2 separate regions of the Homo sapiens genome follow, and region 2 is linked to region 1. A link is an interaction called in ENCODE POLR2A ChIA-PET data of the cell type or tissue named here. Cell type or tissue: HepG2. All regions are shown on one strand.

Evidence for each region. ChIA-PET counts read pairs that join two places held together with the same protein. Peaks named below come from ENCODE experiments on the same cell type or tissue, not always from the same donor. Only the 100,000 strongest peaks of a DNase experiment are listed, where the experiment ranks them.
Region 2: POLR2A ChIA-PET joins it to region 1 with 6 read pairs; 2 of 35 experiments call an interaction of 5 or more read pairs at or near these places.

The regions. Positions count from the first base shown.
Region 1 is chr1:61,296,533-61,304,532 of GRCh38, reverse strand. The region is part of intron 3 of NFIA (nuclear factor I A); the gene reads right to left. Among named protein-coding and RNA genes, the nearest start is that of NFIA-AS1, 47 kb to the right of the region's middle. RefSeq lists an enhancer at 3,136-3,734. In HepG2, no CTCF peak of the experiment used is centred here; DNase peaks (open chromatin) are centred at 2,532 and 4,872; H3K4me3 peaks cover 694 bases.
Region 2 is chr1:61,014,762-61,022,761 of GRCh38, reverse strand. No RefSeq gene overlaps it. Among named protein-coding and RNA genes, the nearest start is that of NFIA-AS2, 48 kb to the right of the region's middle. In HepG2, no CTCF peak of the experiment used is centred here; no DNase peak of the experiment used is centred here; H3K27me3 peaks cover 2,108 bases.

The DNA.
Region 1 (8,000 bases):
GCCATATTTGAAACGTATCCCAACTATAAACTCCCCATATTTTCCACCCGTTTCTCAAAGTTGTGGGCAAGCAGCTCTTTGAAAAGGAATTCATACACTAATTAAACTGAAGATTTAACCAAAGGAATTTTAGGTTGACATAACTAATGCTTAGTATGCTTTTGCTTTAGAGGACAACCTCAAATAAACTCAGAATGGAGAGAGAGCATAGCTCAATGATGTCACCCTGATCTCTCTCTCTCTCTCTTTTTCTTTTTTAGATGGAGTCTCGCTCTGTTGCCCAGGCTGGAGTGCAGTGGCGTGATCTTGGCTCACTGCAACCTCCACCTCTCAGGTTTAAGCAATTCTCTCACCTCAGCCTCCTGAGTAGCTGGGATTACAGGCACGTGCCACCATGCCCAGCTAATTTTTCTATTTTCAGTAGACACGGGGTTTCATCATGTTGGCCAGGCTGGTCTCGAACTTCCGGCCTCAAGTGATCTGGCCCACCTTGGCCTCCTAAAGTGCTGGGTTTACAGGCGTGAGCCACCGCGCCCGGCCAATGTCACCCTGATCTCTTATTTTGATTACTATAGTAGAACCCTAGTTGGTTTCCCTTCTTCTGCCCTTGTCTCCTACAGTGTACTCGGAACAGCATAAAGAGATTTTGTTTCTCCTATTCTCAGTTCCTGGAAATGGCATTCATGTTATTAAGAGGAAAAGCCAAAGCCTCCCAATAGCTTCAGTGGATCTCAAGTGTGATCCCTGGACCAGTGGCACTGGCATCACTTGGACCCTTGTTAGGAATGCAAACTTCTGAATCAGAAACTGTAAGGGTAGTGCCCAGAGATCTGTGTTTTAATAAGACTTCCAAGTGATTCTTATGCTGCTGAAGTCAAACAGCCACTGTCCTGCATGAACTGCCCCAGGCTTTTACCTGAGTTCCTTTTCTCCTGCTCACCTTGCTGTCTTCATTCCATCCACACTAGTCTTCCCCAAGGAAATCTGTGTGTCGCACTCCCTCACCTTTTCTAGGTCTTGTTCAAATGTCAACTTCTTAGCAATGTGTTTGTGGCCATCATTGCCTTTCAAACCAAAACTACTCTGGACTCCCTATTCCTCTTTCTTTCTTAATTTTTCTCCATAGCACTTATTATCATCTCATGCACTAGATACTTTTCTCATTGATATTTTAATTATCTGTCTCCATCAACTAGAAGGTAAGCTCCTTGAGGGGCAGGGATTTTATTATTCAGTGATGTATCCTGTGCAACTACCAAGGTATCTGGAATAAAGTATGGGCTCATTAAATATTTCCTGAATGTTGAGAGAAGGAATGATTACATTCTGCCTCTTAGAAGCCATTTGACCTGTGCAAGGTACTTAATCGCTTTGAGCCTCAGTTTCCTCACCAATAAAAAGAGAATGAAGATGAAAAGCAGACACAGTGCACAGATCATTTAGCCATTAGATTAACAGTAGCAATTGTGACCCTCAAAATAGGAAAAAACCATTTCAATATCATTAGAACCAAATGAGGAATAATGGTTTGAACTTTTAAAAGCATTTTTAGAATGTGGAGAACATTTTTGGGAGTTGGGGGTGTACTAAAGATACATTTCCCTTTCTGAGAACAGGTTGGTGAAAAAAAGAGTAATTTTCCTATGCTGAAATTATTTTCCCAAAAGGCAGCAATTTGATGAATTAAGAACAAAGGAATTATAAACATACAATCTAATTATCCTTCAAAACAAAATACATATTGAATAGGAAACACATTGAAAACTTAGGTTTGTTTGTGGATGTTTTTTCCAAAATATTGCAATAAAATGTTTGGGAACATCTAATAAAACTAATATGCAGCTGGATTTTCCTGCCCTAAAACTAATTTGTGCTGATTACAAGATAGGTCACAAGGTCTGCAGGCTTTATTTTTGATGCATTCATTATAATTGTTACTATGGACGAAGACTAAACACAAAAAATAAAACATCCTGTTGGGGAATGATCTACCCAACACACACCACATGTTTTCTCTTGTATCATTAGTCTAAAGGGGATTTCCACAAAAACTGAGATTCTTAGAAACTAAGCTTTTACTCGTCATTGCTGCATATTCCCACTTAGTCACTGTCCTGGGACCTCCCAGTTGCTCTCTGATGAAATAAATCTGAGGTTGTACACTAAAAAAATAACTGTAGCTATGAATTAGCTATTTGGAGAACAAAACCCTCTTTTTGTACTGTTATGTTTAACAGTATAATATCATGATCAACAGCTTAACAATTTCTTAACATGACTGCATTCCATATAGGTTCTATATGACCAAGACTTTTGTAGAGTACCCATCCGGAGCATTTAAAACTAGGAGATGTTACAGGTCCTAGCCCACACTTCACTGCTATGAATGAACAAGGTCAAAAGAGAAACTCTGCCCACTGCATGGGTAAATGGCAGTTGTCACAACACATACCTTCACACCTACCACTATCTCCCCTGTGTAAATAACCCTTTTGGTCCTAAGCAACAGTAGTGTGTCCAAGTAATATTGTAAATGGGAAAGTTCTCTCTCAGAGGAGAGCTATGGATGAGACTCAAAGGAAAGGTTACCAGGTCAGCAGCGGCTAAGTGCTGCCAACAACCACCTTAGGAAACAGCATTGTTGTTTGCTTTTGTAGGTGACCTGGCTCAGACAGAACCTACCATTTCACTCCCCTTGAAGAACCCAAAGTTCTTTCCACAGGAGAAACTGCTTTCAGGAAGAATCTGATGTCAATCATTTCTGTTTGGAGGTGAACTAAATCAGCATGTTCATACTCTCTTAAAAAAGGCTCTGCATTCTAAACCTCATTTCTCTTTAAATAACAATAGACATTATACTGTTAAATAAATCTTCAGGAAATCTATCAAGGGAAGATAATGAGAGGAATTTTTAAAAAGCACTTTAAAAAATAACCACAAGGGTAAATGCTTGCTTTTCCTATATTCAGGAGCTTCAGTTTTTACCTTGTAAGGCCAATCCTGTTTGTTTACTCTGTAAAGTCGAGTCCTTAAGAAAATATCAGTTCTTAAAAAACACCAATGGGAACTGTCTGTGGCTCAGCTTTAATCAAAAGTTTGGCTGTGAGAAATATTTAAAATCATCCAAGGACTATGAGACCTACCTGCTTCTCAGGATTTATAAATTTCATGATGTGAATTTCTCCAGCTCTTATAAAAGTCCTGATGGATTGGCAGCAAGTTACTTTCATGGATCACTCAGAATCACTTTTATTGAGTTACACTTTTGTATTAGGTTCTCAGTTTCTAGTTAGTGGGCCCTAAAAGAAGCTATCTTACCAAATCCTTTAGTCTATCTACTTGAATAGCACTGACTGTTAGCATATCACCCGGTGTCCTCCTGCTGAAGTTCTACGTGAGAAATTTACATCACAATTAAGTGCCAGGGAAAGCTTCCTTCCCTTGAGGAACTGGTATGTATTTTCTCATGGGTAATGAGAACCACATGATTAATCATACGTTTCTCTTTTTCCTTTGGCTGCCAGGAAACTCAGAATCAAACTTATATCTCAATGTTATTAACTATGTAGAACCATATGGTAGAACCTTTGTTCAATTCTTTTTCTCTGATTTTTACCTTTCTACTTTAATTTATGTATTTCCTAATTCTCATTTTTTACTTGTTTATATTTTCTATCTTACTGTATGTATTCTTATAAGCCACCAATCTTTATAAAAATGGAGGTTTATACATGTGTATGTACCTCTATGTGTATAGGTACATATATAAACACATACATACATATCGAGCTTACATATGGGTGTGTGTGTATATACATATATATACACATATATAGCCAGCTTACATATGGTATGTGTGTGTATATATACATACATACATATATATATGTGTATATGTATACTGGGTAACTAGAAAGACTATAATTTTAGTAGTCTATTTTCATGAGAAAGAACTAAAACAATATTGGTTGTAATGGATTAGTCATTGTGGAGAATTATTTTAAATAAATTTCTGTGGGCTATCGAAGAATATATAGAAATAGCCATGCTTAATGGTACTTTCTGTAACATTTTTGTATAATATAAGTAAGTATTTAGAGTTCTTGAAATCTAATTTTCTAAATGGCCTTGTTCTTAAAAATTTCAGACAGGTGTCAATTTTTAAAAATTCAATATGCTTATTACTCATACTCTAGTGAAACTGGTATAGATCTGCTGGAATATCATAAAATTATACTTAGAAGATCTGTCAGGTACCTCATGAGATAACGCATAAGCAAGTGTTTTGTAAAACTCTAGAGTGTAATTGTTAGCTATCACTGCTATTGCCTAAAACACATAAAATATGATCCAGAGATGAATTGTATCTTACTGGTAAGCATGGTAATTACTGTGGAAATGCGGAAAACAACTGTTGAAACAAGTTAAAAAAATTTTTTTTAATGTCATCCTCAGTTGATTTGCTCCTTGAGAGGACCTGGCCAGCTCATGGATGAGTTTTTTGTAAGTTCCAGAAACTTTTACTGGGACTCTCAAAAATACGGATATACTCACAAACCCTCAGATATTTGAAAACTCTTTCATCTCATGAGTATAAAACATTATCTAATTTTAAAATATTCTGCATAACAAACAGAAGTAAAAATCTCAGAGATGAGAAGCTTTCTCAGTGAAGGTATTGGCCTGTTTGTTACTTTCTTTCTGTTTATTAAATACAACTTAGCTATTCACTAATAATCCAGGAAGCACAGAACTAAGACATTAACCAGCTTGTGTTCCAAACTAAAAGGAGGTTAAAAACAGAGCATTGTAATACAAACAGCTTATAAGTACAGCGTGTGTACCTACTGTTCAGCCATTTAAACTTTGAGTCGCTGTACAAACAAGTCTATCTTGAGGAAACAGACTGGGTAATTTTCCATTTGGACTGTTTGAGATTTCACCAAGAGCCTCAAACTTGCAGAAGTCTGTGTTGCCAGACATTTTCCTCAAATTTGTTATCTACAGTTCTTCCCATTAAGATTTCCCTTTAACAAAAATGCTTTTCATAAAGTTTGTGCTTTAAGTGAAAGCTTTTCTTCTACAGACATTGAGATTAAATTAAAAAGAAAAATTAAAGAGGTAGTGGCCTCATTTTGGAAACATAAGTTAAAGCTCTCTTCTGTATAGCCTAAGACAGACCCAGATCAAGATTTCAAACACTTGAGTCTTCAAAGTTCAGAAGAGAGTTCAAAAGATTGAAAAGGAAGGTAAAATTCTAATCAATAAAAAGATCAAGATGCAAAATTGCTGGAATGGCACTAAATGCCAACAGTGATTTGAGGGATCTTTAGAGCCTCTTGATACCGGATGGGAATCTGTCAAGGAAGGAAAAATTCAGCACTTAGAATGTAACTAGAGAAGATCATCTTCTTTTTAGCTTCTATAAACTCACTGGAACACTCATGAACAACTGTCAAGCAATGGAAAAGAGCTCTAGTATACAATTATTTTAGAAATGCATGAAAGTACATTTCATAAGTTCAGGTCTCAAAAATTTCAAAATAACTACTCTACAAACACAAGTGAGCAGTATGTTAGGATGACTATTACTCGGAAGGAAATAAATAGGATCTTATTTTCCAAGTTAACGCAGTCACTTTGAAACACCGGGACGTTTCTCCCAGCGTGTTGTAAGTTATCAATAAGTAAAATAAAGTCCAGTTCAATGAAGATGGGCAATGAAGTATAAAAATCTTTTTAAGTTGTTTCTACTTTTTGAGTACTGGCTATATGCTGAGGACCCTGCTAAACACCTTGTAGGCATGGTCTCATTTAAGACTCTCAACAGCCATGAGGTAGGTAGTATTATTATCTCCAATTTACGGAAGTAAACCAAGGCTCAGAGAGAAACAGTTATTTATCCAAAATCATAGTCAATGAATAGCTGAGCCAGGAATAGAAGCCTGTTTTCTGGGTTCCTGATTTAATGCATTTTCTACCAACATTCTGACTGGCTGAACTACAGAATTGGGTTAAAGCAAGCTCTGGTGACAGTGAGTCCATGGCCAAAGGTGAACTGATCGTTTCTTTGTCTTATGCTGCAAGGATTATCTAAAAGGGTAGTACGTTAGTCCATTTTCACACTGCTATAGAGAATACCACCAAGAACTGGGTAACTTATTTTATTTATTTTTTTAAAAAAAGAGGTATACTTGAGTCACAGTTCTGCATGGCTGGGGAGGCCTCAGGAAACTTACAATCCTGGTTGAAGGGGAAGCAGACACATCTTACACGGTGGCAGGCAAGAGAGAGCGTGTGTGAGCACAGGAAAATACCATTTATAAAACCATCAGATCTCTTGAGAATTCACTCACTATTATGGGAACAACGTGGGGGAAACTGCCCCCATAATCCAATCACTTCCCTCCCTTGACACATGGGAATTACAGCTCCCTCCTCCCTCGACATGTGGGGATTACAATTCGAGATGAGATTTGGGTGGGGACACAGAGCCAAACCGTATCAGTTATACAAAAGCATGAATGCCTTACCTCCATCCCCTCATTACCTTGCAAAGGCCATACCACACTACTTGGCGATTATCCAAGCTCATCATAAACTTTCAGACCACACTATGCCTTTGGGGGTGCTTTTTTATTTTTTTGGAACCTCTTTCTCTATCCTCCTTACCCTTCTCTGCTGGTTGAAATCTAACTTTCCGCTTCCTGTCCCTAAAGTCTGAATTAAAGCATTCTCTTTTCCACATTCTCAGAGCACTTTGTTTCACAGTTAGAGCACTTAGCATATTTACCCTGCATTGTTATTAGGTGCAAACCTGCCTATCACCTGCATAAAAAAGTATGGCTCTTAAAGGACTGCATCCAAAACATGTTGCTATAGCCATGTGTCTTCAACAGCACCCTGAACACAGCAGACACTCAATAAATGTTTCATGTAGAGTTAAAATAGGAAACTCAGGTACTACTACCGCAACATTTATATCAAAGAAAGGACTATTCTCAAAGGAAGTAGGGAGTATTTTTGCTCACTCTTCTTTTTGAAAGGACTTTTCAGACAGCCCATCACCATTCCAAGGAAGGTAATGGGGCTATTTTTCTGTTTAGGAACCAGTGGTTTAAGTAATGTAAGCTATGGGTCAGTGGTTTGCAATGATGGGGCTGATCGAAAGACAATCACACTCAGCCCTGCTAAGGTTAATGGCACTGCCTCTTATAGAGGAAATACAAAAGTGGAAGATAGGGAAGAAACCAATAAAAACATTTACACACACCTTTAATGGTATGCAGAGTAGAACCCACTTAAATGAATACTAACTAATGAAAACATCTTGAAAAGAGAGTGATTTTTAGAGAAACCTTTTATCTACAGGTCCTATATTTATAGAGCAAACCTTTTAAATAAATACAGGGTAAAAAATGAATTAAACTGGTAATTGTTGTGACTCATTGTGGTTCATATAACTTTCATTAGGCCAGTGGAATAAATGAACGATTTAACAAAAGGAAGCTCTTCTCCACCAGTTTATGCCATGTACTTCACATTATAAGTAAGAACCTCCTCTGTAGGTACCACAGACCAAAAAAATTGTCTTAGCAAGGCTGGACTTTACCCATTCTGCCGTACTTCTAGCTGGCACAGTCGAAGACTTTTCTAAGAGGAGGTGAAAGAATTCAGTTCAACCAGAAAAATGCATGAAAAGAGAAACATATTTGTCTTAGCCCTCCCAATATATATGAGAGGTTTTCTTTCTATGAAACTTATTATTTTTTTCTTTTTTAAAATGAACTTTGATGTCTTAAAGTTACAGGTGGGTAAGGACTATGACGAGGGGGTAGAAATCGAGGCTCAAAAGCAGAGATAAGAGTTGGAATCACAAGGTACTCAAAACTTTTTCTAAAATCTTAGAAGTTGTTTGTCAGGGATTTAAATCTTATGCTTGACAGATATTTTAGACCAGTGGCTTAAGAAAAAGGACACTAATATTTCCTCTTAAGATC
Region 2 (8,000 bases), 280 kb after region 1:
TAATGTGGTCCCTACATTCCACAACCAGAGCTTCTGTTTCAGTAGGTCTGAGGTGAAGTCTGGAAACGTGTATTTTTAGTAAGTGCTTCAGGTCATTCTAATGCATTTGTTTAGCTGACTTATATTTGAGAATTCCTTGTCTAGATGATTTTTCAAGGTCTCTTTTAGCCTTTGGAATGTAAAATTCCAGAATGAATAGAAAGCTGGAATACAAAGAAATAACTTAGAGCAAGGTAGTACTTTATCAAAGCATTTCCCAGGTCAATACATGACTGGCAAAAGCACAACCTGGCATGCTTATGTAAGGTTTAGTCTAGATTTTAATTTAAATGGTGTGCTAGCTAGTTCTAGTTTATAGAAACCAAAGAATTAGTAGCAGTGTCCATGTCAGAAAATGGAATCACATTTTAATTATCACAGCCTCAATTTGTGAACAGTCTGGGAAGGGCTTCTGGCATGCTGGTCTCATTTAATTTACTATGAAATATTAATACTTTCTAGGAAAGATGGATAACTGACACTTTCAACAATGTTTATTTGCAAGAATGAACTACCTTGGCCAGGTGCGGTGGCTCACACCTGTAATCCCAGCACTTTGGGAGGCTGAGGTGGGCAGATTGCCTGAGGTCAGGAGTTCGAGACCAGACTGGCCAACATGGTAAAACCCGGTTTTTACTAAAAATACAAAAAAATTAGCCTGGCGTGGTGGAAGGTGCCTATAATCCCAGCTACTTGGGAGGCAGAGGCATGAGAATCGCTTGAATCTGGGAGGCAGAGGTTGCAGTGAAGTGAGATTGTGCCACTGCACTGCAGTCTGGGTGACAGAGCAAGACTCCGTGAGGAAGAAGGAGAAGGAGAAGAAGAAGAAGAAGAACAAAAGGGTAGCTAACATCTTCTAGGTGCTAACTAGAATTTCAGAATTGCTGGAAAAAGAAGTATCCTTGTAGGGAAGACCTAAATCTTGGAAACGACAGCTCAGGAGAGAAAATGCCATTGTCCTGTATTTAGCCGAGACAGCCTGGGATTTGTGGAGCAAGCTAGCTAGTGTCAAGGAGGCTGCAGGCACTGCACATTAAAAGGCATCTCCTCTTTGATGAGTGTTTAATTTGGCCTTGTAAAGTGTATGAAGTGCAGGCATTTAATTTGTTTGACAGAAGCAAGCCCAAAGCACCTTCTGTAATACCGTGCCACACGGTTTCATGACTCTTACCACATGTTAGGCATAGTCTGGGAGTCTATTAAATAAGCTTTGAGTCAAAACACTAGTTTGACAAAGATCTGTTTTAATTAAAAGACACAAACCTCTCTCTCCTGAGCCTCAAGCAGGGACATAAAGGAGAGCACCATCCACCCGCCTGGCTAAGGAACACTTTGCTCTTTCCTGTAAGAGGACAAAGATGCTTTGGGGCTGGCAGGTAGAAATCTATCAGTGGGTCCTGGAATGTCTGATGTTGCTGGCCTCCTGTAAGATTCTCTTTCTGCCAACAATGCTGGCTATCTGCCACAATATCAATTATCCCTAGCTGAGACAGTAAATGATCTAGGATACCACTTTTTAAATATTATGTTTTAACAAACTAGAATTAGGAAACTCTACAAAATTAATGCACTTTGACACCCCCTGCATCAATATCCAGATACTCATAAATCAACCATACCCATCAGGCTCTTCTGCCTCAAGCATGTTAAGTGACCATCTTTAAAAAATGTATTAAATATTTCTCCAATTGGAGTATTCTATATTTCCCTGTTATGGAGAATGCACACCTCTTGGAGAAGTGTGAGAGATGACAGAGTTGGCTATATCTAACTTGGAGTCCAAATCATGCCTCCTTTTTTTGGATTGTCCACCCTGACTTTCCATTTCTTCAGCAAAGGGCCCAAGCTTTCCTGTCCATCTCATCTCCTGCCACTTTCCCACTTGTTCTGTTCTCTACACTCCAGACACACTGGTCTTCTTGAGTTCCTCTATTATTTTATTTTATTGAGATAAAGTCTCGCTCTATTGCCCAGTCTGGAGTGCAGTGGTGTAATCTTGGCTCACTGCAACCTCCATCTCCCAGGCTCAAGTGATTCTCCCTCTTCAGCCTCCTGAGTACCTGGGACCATGGGCATGTGCCACTATGCCAGGCTAATTTTTGTATATATATTTTTTGAGACAGAGTCTTACTCTGTCACCAGGTTGGGTGCAGTGGCATGATCTCGGCTCACTGCAACCTCTGCCTCCCGGGTTCAAGTGATTCTCCTGCCTCAGCTTCCCAAGTAGCTGGGACCACAGGTGCATGCCATCATGCCCAGCTAATTTTTGTATTTTTAGTAGAGACAGGGTTTCAACATGTTGGCCAGGCTGGTCTTGAACTCCTGGGCTCAAGCAATCCACCCGCCTTGGCCTCCCAAAATGCTGGGATTATAGGCATGAGCCACTGTACCGGGCCTCTTGAGTTCTTTTAAGAGCTTTATGTGCTCTTCTGCCTCAGGACATTTAAAAAAGGCACCTGTCTACTGAGAAATCCCATCTGACTGCTAGCCCCTACACCCCCAAACACCTTCTACTGGTTTCTTTGTTCATTCATTCATTCATTCATTCATTCATTCAACAAGTATTACCGAGGGGCTGTATATGCAGAACACTTGAGTGAATGCAACTGATTTAAAAATTCTCATAGCATCTACATTCTAATTGAGGGGGAATCAGACCATAAATAAACATAATAAATAAGTAGATTATATAGTACATTAGAAGATGATAATTGATACAGAAAAACATAAATGGGTAAGGAGTATGCAAAATGCTTGCAATTTTAAATAGGATGGTAGGAAGCTTTTATTGATACTGTTGCATTTAAATTAATTCTCAATTGTCCTTAGACTTCAGCTCAAATGAGCTTTCTCAGGAACATCTTACCTTCCAGGATAGTTCTATCAGTGAGTCTGAGAGTGTGTGACTAGGTCATTCCCTATTATATGCTCTCAGCATTCCCAGTACTTTTCATTCATAGTTCTTAGTACCATTTGTAATTGCATACTCATGTGATTATTTATTAAAGAATGTCCTGTCTGCTACAGTAAGCTCTATGAAGGCAAGGGTGAGATACTTTTTGATTACTGCTCTCTCTCCAAAGCTAGTTGAATTGAAGTGCTCAATACATATTTGAATTGAATGAATGAAAGAACCTGTGCAGTATGGATAAAATATATACATCCAGACTACTTTAAGAGAATCAGTTGGGATGATGAATGCATGAATCCTTTTTATAAATTGCATAGTTCTATAAACATGCCAGGCATCATTATTTCTGTGGATAAAAAACACTCTTGTATTAACATGGTTCTGTTTATTGATGTTGTATGCTCCTGAATCTCCTTTATGGAGGCAGTGTGGTTTAGAGGACTGCCTGGGATAACTCAGCTCTGTCACTTACCTCGTGACCTCACTATTTCTCCAGCTCCTCCTCTATAAAATGGGATGATAATAGTACCAACCTCACAGAGATGTCATGAGGATTAGAAGAGTTAACGTCTCTCAGGTGCTTAGAGTAAGGACTGAATAGAGTAAGTACTCAGTACATATTATCATGATTACGGTTGTTGTTGTTATTATCTGCCAAGCTTTTAACTGCATCTAGGTATTTATTGATTGACTGAAATCTTTCTTGGTTTCTTCCTAAAGATGAGTGAACTAGAAATTCATTGTTCAGTGATGTTTCTTTAACATAAGTCAAAGAGTAAGGCTGACTCTCAGGCTCCATCTTATAGCTTCAGCACCTGTTCTAGTTCATCAGTGACTTCTGTTTTATCTTGGTGGATCCTTTTCAATTGTTTTGACAGCTAGAAGTTAAACTAGAGCCATGGATGACTGAGAAAACTAGGTTCAAATCCTGGTTCTGCCACTTACTGGTTGAAAGACTTTAGGCAAGGTATAAAACTCTTTGGGGTTCACACTTTCACTCATAAAATGAGAATTATAATAGCTCCTTCACTAGTTTGCAATGAGGATTGAGTGAGATGATATCCTTGAAGGGCCAGTGCAGAGAGAAGTTCTACAAATATTAGTTTAGTTCTGCTTACCTTGCCCTTTCCTCAGGAGCAAATGTAAATTTTAAAAGAAACCTGGAGACACAATGACATTGTGGTCTGCAAAGAAGTCTCTGACAAGCATTCTAAATCAGGGGGTTAAATTCAACACATGTGGAACCCACTATACATGCCCTAAAATAATTCATATTATTGGCAGAAATCAGTGCAAGAAGCACAGTGTTGGGCTGGGCACGGTGGCTCATGCTTGTAACCCCAGCACTTTGGGAGGCCAAGGTGGGCGGATCACCTGAGGTCGGGAGTTCGAGACCAGCCTGACCAATATGGAGAAACCCCATTTCTACTAAAAATACAAAATTCAGCCAGGCTTGGTGGCACATGCCTGTAATCCCAGCTACTCGGGATGCTCAGGCAGGAGAACTGCTTGAACGCAGGAGGCTGAGGTTGTGGTGAGCCACGATTGTGACATTGCACTCCAGCCTGGGAAACAAAAGCGAAACTCAGTCTCAAAAAAAAAAAAAAAAAAAAAAGGCACAGTGTTTATTTGTTGTTCTGTCATCCAGGGAAGAAGTTATTTTTGAAATATTCTTTTTATTACCAGAAATGTATCAATTTACATAGAACTAACTAATTAACCAGAAATACCAAACCAAATACATTTTGTGGATTGCAGAAAAATTTTACAAAACAACTTCTCCTTTGTTGACTAACAAATACTAGTTAGGAATAGTTGATGGCATAATAATCATAGGAGTTAAAAAGAATCTTCTTGAATTATTTGACGTTATTTTTTGATGCTTGTAATTAGGAATTGCCTAATTGTGTATGTATGTGTGTGATTGTGACAAAAATGAAAGTAATTCCAAAATGTCCCTTTCACATGCATGAAGACTCTAGACTTCCTTCTTTCCTCCCCTGGATCTTTTGCTAACCTTAGCTGATAATTTTCACCAATTGTTCACTTGCAAAATATGTTTTTCAATATATCACAGTTAAACCCTTCAAATTATGTTCCACTTCAAAAGACCTGGTTTCAGTTTCCAAATCTTCCTTTTCCCCATGTTTTGGGTTTTTGATCAACAAATGTTTATTGAGGTCCCACTGTGTAAGTGGCAGCCTCCCAGAATGGCTTTCCCAGTGCCCTTGGTGTTCCAGATGTTGGATAAATTGAAAATCCATGAATCTGAAGTTAAAGCAGAATTAAAATTATGTGTGAACATGAACTGAGTGCTTAGAGGACAACATGCTGTTCACCACTGGCAGCAACAGAATTGGGGGATTTATTTTCTACTTATTGGCTTAAAATGTGAAATTTAGATGTGAGGGGGCCTAGCCTACCTGTCCTTAGGGAATCTTAATGCCAAAGCTACTCATTTTAATTCATCTGACGTTTGTTTTTGCTTGGTGAATGCTCAGGCCACTCACTTGTTCTAGTTAGTGCCTTTGATAACATTTCATGGTCTGTAAAATAAAATTTGGCATTCAAGATTCTTCACTATGTTATTGCTGTGCATCTTTCCATTCCTATTTCCTTTTGCTCCTTTGCTGGCCCTTAATGGTCCAGCCAAAACATATTTCTTACTGTTCCTCCTCATTCACTGAGTACCTATTCTTGGCCAAGCACTGCTTCATTAACTTTAAAAAACATTTTATTCCCTCACATTTTCTGGGAAGGAATTATTGTTATCTACACCTTTTAGATGAAGACACTGAGGATTAGAGATGTCAAATGACTTGTTCAAATTCACGGGTTAGTACAGGAATGAGCTGTGATTTGAGCCCAGGTTTATAGTGGAAAAGGATCTTCCCATCATGCCATGATACCTCCTTCTCAAAATGCCCCAGCGCTGTCTCATCATGCACCCTTCTTCCATGTGGTGGCAGAATAATGCCCCTTCCTCAGAGATGTCTATGCCACAATCCCTGGAACCTGTGAGTATGTTACCTTACGTGGCAAAGGGGGATTAACTTTGCAAATGGAATTAAAGGAGAGGATCTTCGATTATGCAGCTGGGTCCAAAGCAATCAAAAGTGTCCTTAAAAGGGAAAGAAGGAGGCAGAAAGGTCAGAGAGGGAGATGTGACGAGAGAAGAATGGTTAGAGAGAAGCACCGTTGCTGGCTTTGAGGATGGGGAAGGGATCATGAATCAAGGGCTATGGGTGGTCTCCAGACACTGGAAAAGGCTGGGAATCAGATTCTCTTCTAGAGACTCTAGAAAGGGCTACAGCCGTGCCAACACCTTGGCCGGTGAGACCCATGTTAGATTTCTAGCCTACAGAAGGGTAAGATGATAAAGTTGTGTTATTTTAAGCTATCAAGTTTTTGGTAATTTGTCTTAGCAGCAATAGAAAACGATCCCACAAGTAGCTTTCTTTCTCTACACACGCCAGCTGCCCGCATGTCACGTTCAAGGCTGAAATCCACCATTCTCACCAATCCCACTTACTCTCAAAGCCTGCCCTTGGGGAAGATCTGAAGCCGATCTTGATGAATCATATCATTCTAGACAGAGTATTTGCTGATTGACTAACTGAATGAACATAATAGGGACTCAATAAGCATTTCTAGCACATAATAGGGACTCAATAAATGTTTGCTGATTGACTAAATGAATGAAAGGCAGACAGGTTTTCTGAATTTTCTAGTAGTTAACCAGCCAACTCTTGTAAAAAGGTGGCTTGAGACTCCTATAAGTAATCACACAATCACATTTTGTAGCAGATTGGTGCTAGCTAGGGAATGACGGTGTGTCCAAAAGGCAATGAATTAAAACCCTGCTTTGGCATATCCCCTTTCAGAAATAGGAGCAGTCTTTCAAGCAACTTGAAAAATAGGCTTCAGTAAAAGTGTAAGAAAATATGTGCAATTAGACACAATCAGTAAAGTTGTCCTTGACTGATGTCTACATTTAAGAGAGTTTAATTAAATTATGAAAAAGGCCGTTCTGATAGAACTGTCAGTCTGGCTTATCATGTATGTACATAAACTCTGCATGGGGTTTTCCTTCAAGACTTCTAGACCCTCAGTGAACACAAAGATACAAGGAAGTATCAATCTATTACTTAAGAGGGGAGAATCTGGTAGGTAAGTTTGAGAAAGCAGGGGAGCTAAAGCCATCTGTCAGGGTAGGTTGAAAGAAATGGAAATCCTGCAAAATGCTCTTTCTCCTCTCATTCATTCATTTTGAAAATATTCATTCAGTATGTACTATATGTGAGGGACTGTGCTAGGTGCTGGCAATGTACTGGAGTAGAAAAGATAGACATCAAACACAAATATCTACATCTATATCTATCTAATTATAAATTACATTTATTATGATTATGCTCCCCCCAAGCCCAGAATGCCTTCTCCTCTTTATTTTGTTTACATGCATTCAACATCCTTGCAACAAACAAGAGGTAAGGAGTAATGCATTTTGTATAAAAAATATGTCATGTCTACCTTGGCTGGGTGTGGTGGCTCATGCCTGTAATCCTAGCACTTTGGGAGGCTAAGGTGGGTGGAGTTCATGATCAGCCTGGCCAACATAGTGAAATACGACATAGTGAAACCCTGTCTCAACATGGTGAAGCAGCCTGCCCAACATGGTGAAATACAAAAATTATCTGGGCGTCGTGGCACATGCCTATAATCCCAGCTACTCGGGAGGCTGAGGCAGGAGAATTGCTTGAACCCCGGAGGCAGAGGTTGCAGTGGGCTTGGACCCTGCCACTGCACTCCAGCCTGGGTGACAGAGTGAGACTCTGTCTCAAAAAAAAAAAAAAAAAAAAAGAAAAGGTGTGTCTACCATGTGTCAGATATTGTGCTAGATACTGGGGACACAAATATATCTTCAAGGTGCTTGCAGTTCTAATGGGACATGTAAGCAATAAAATAACCAATAAACAACAAAAATAATAATGCAAAATGAAAAGTGTAGTGACAGAGGTAAGTATAGTTGCTGCTAGAGGAACACAGAGCA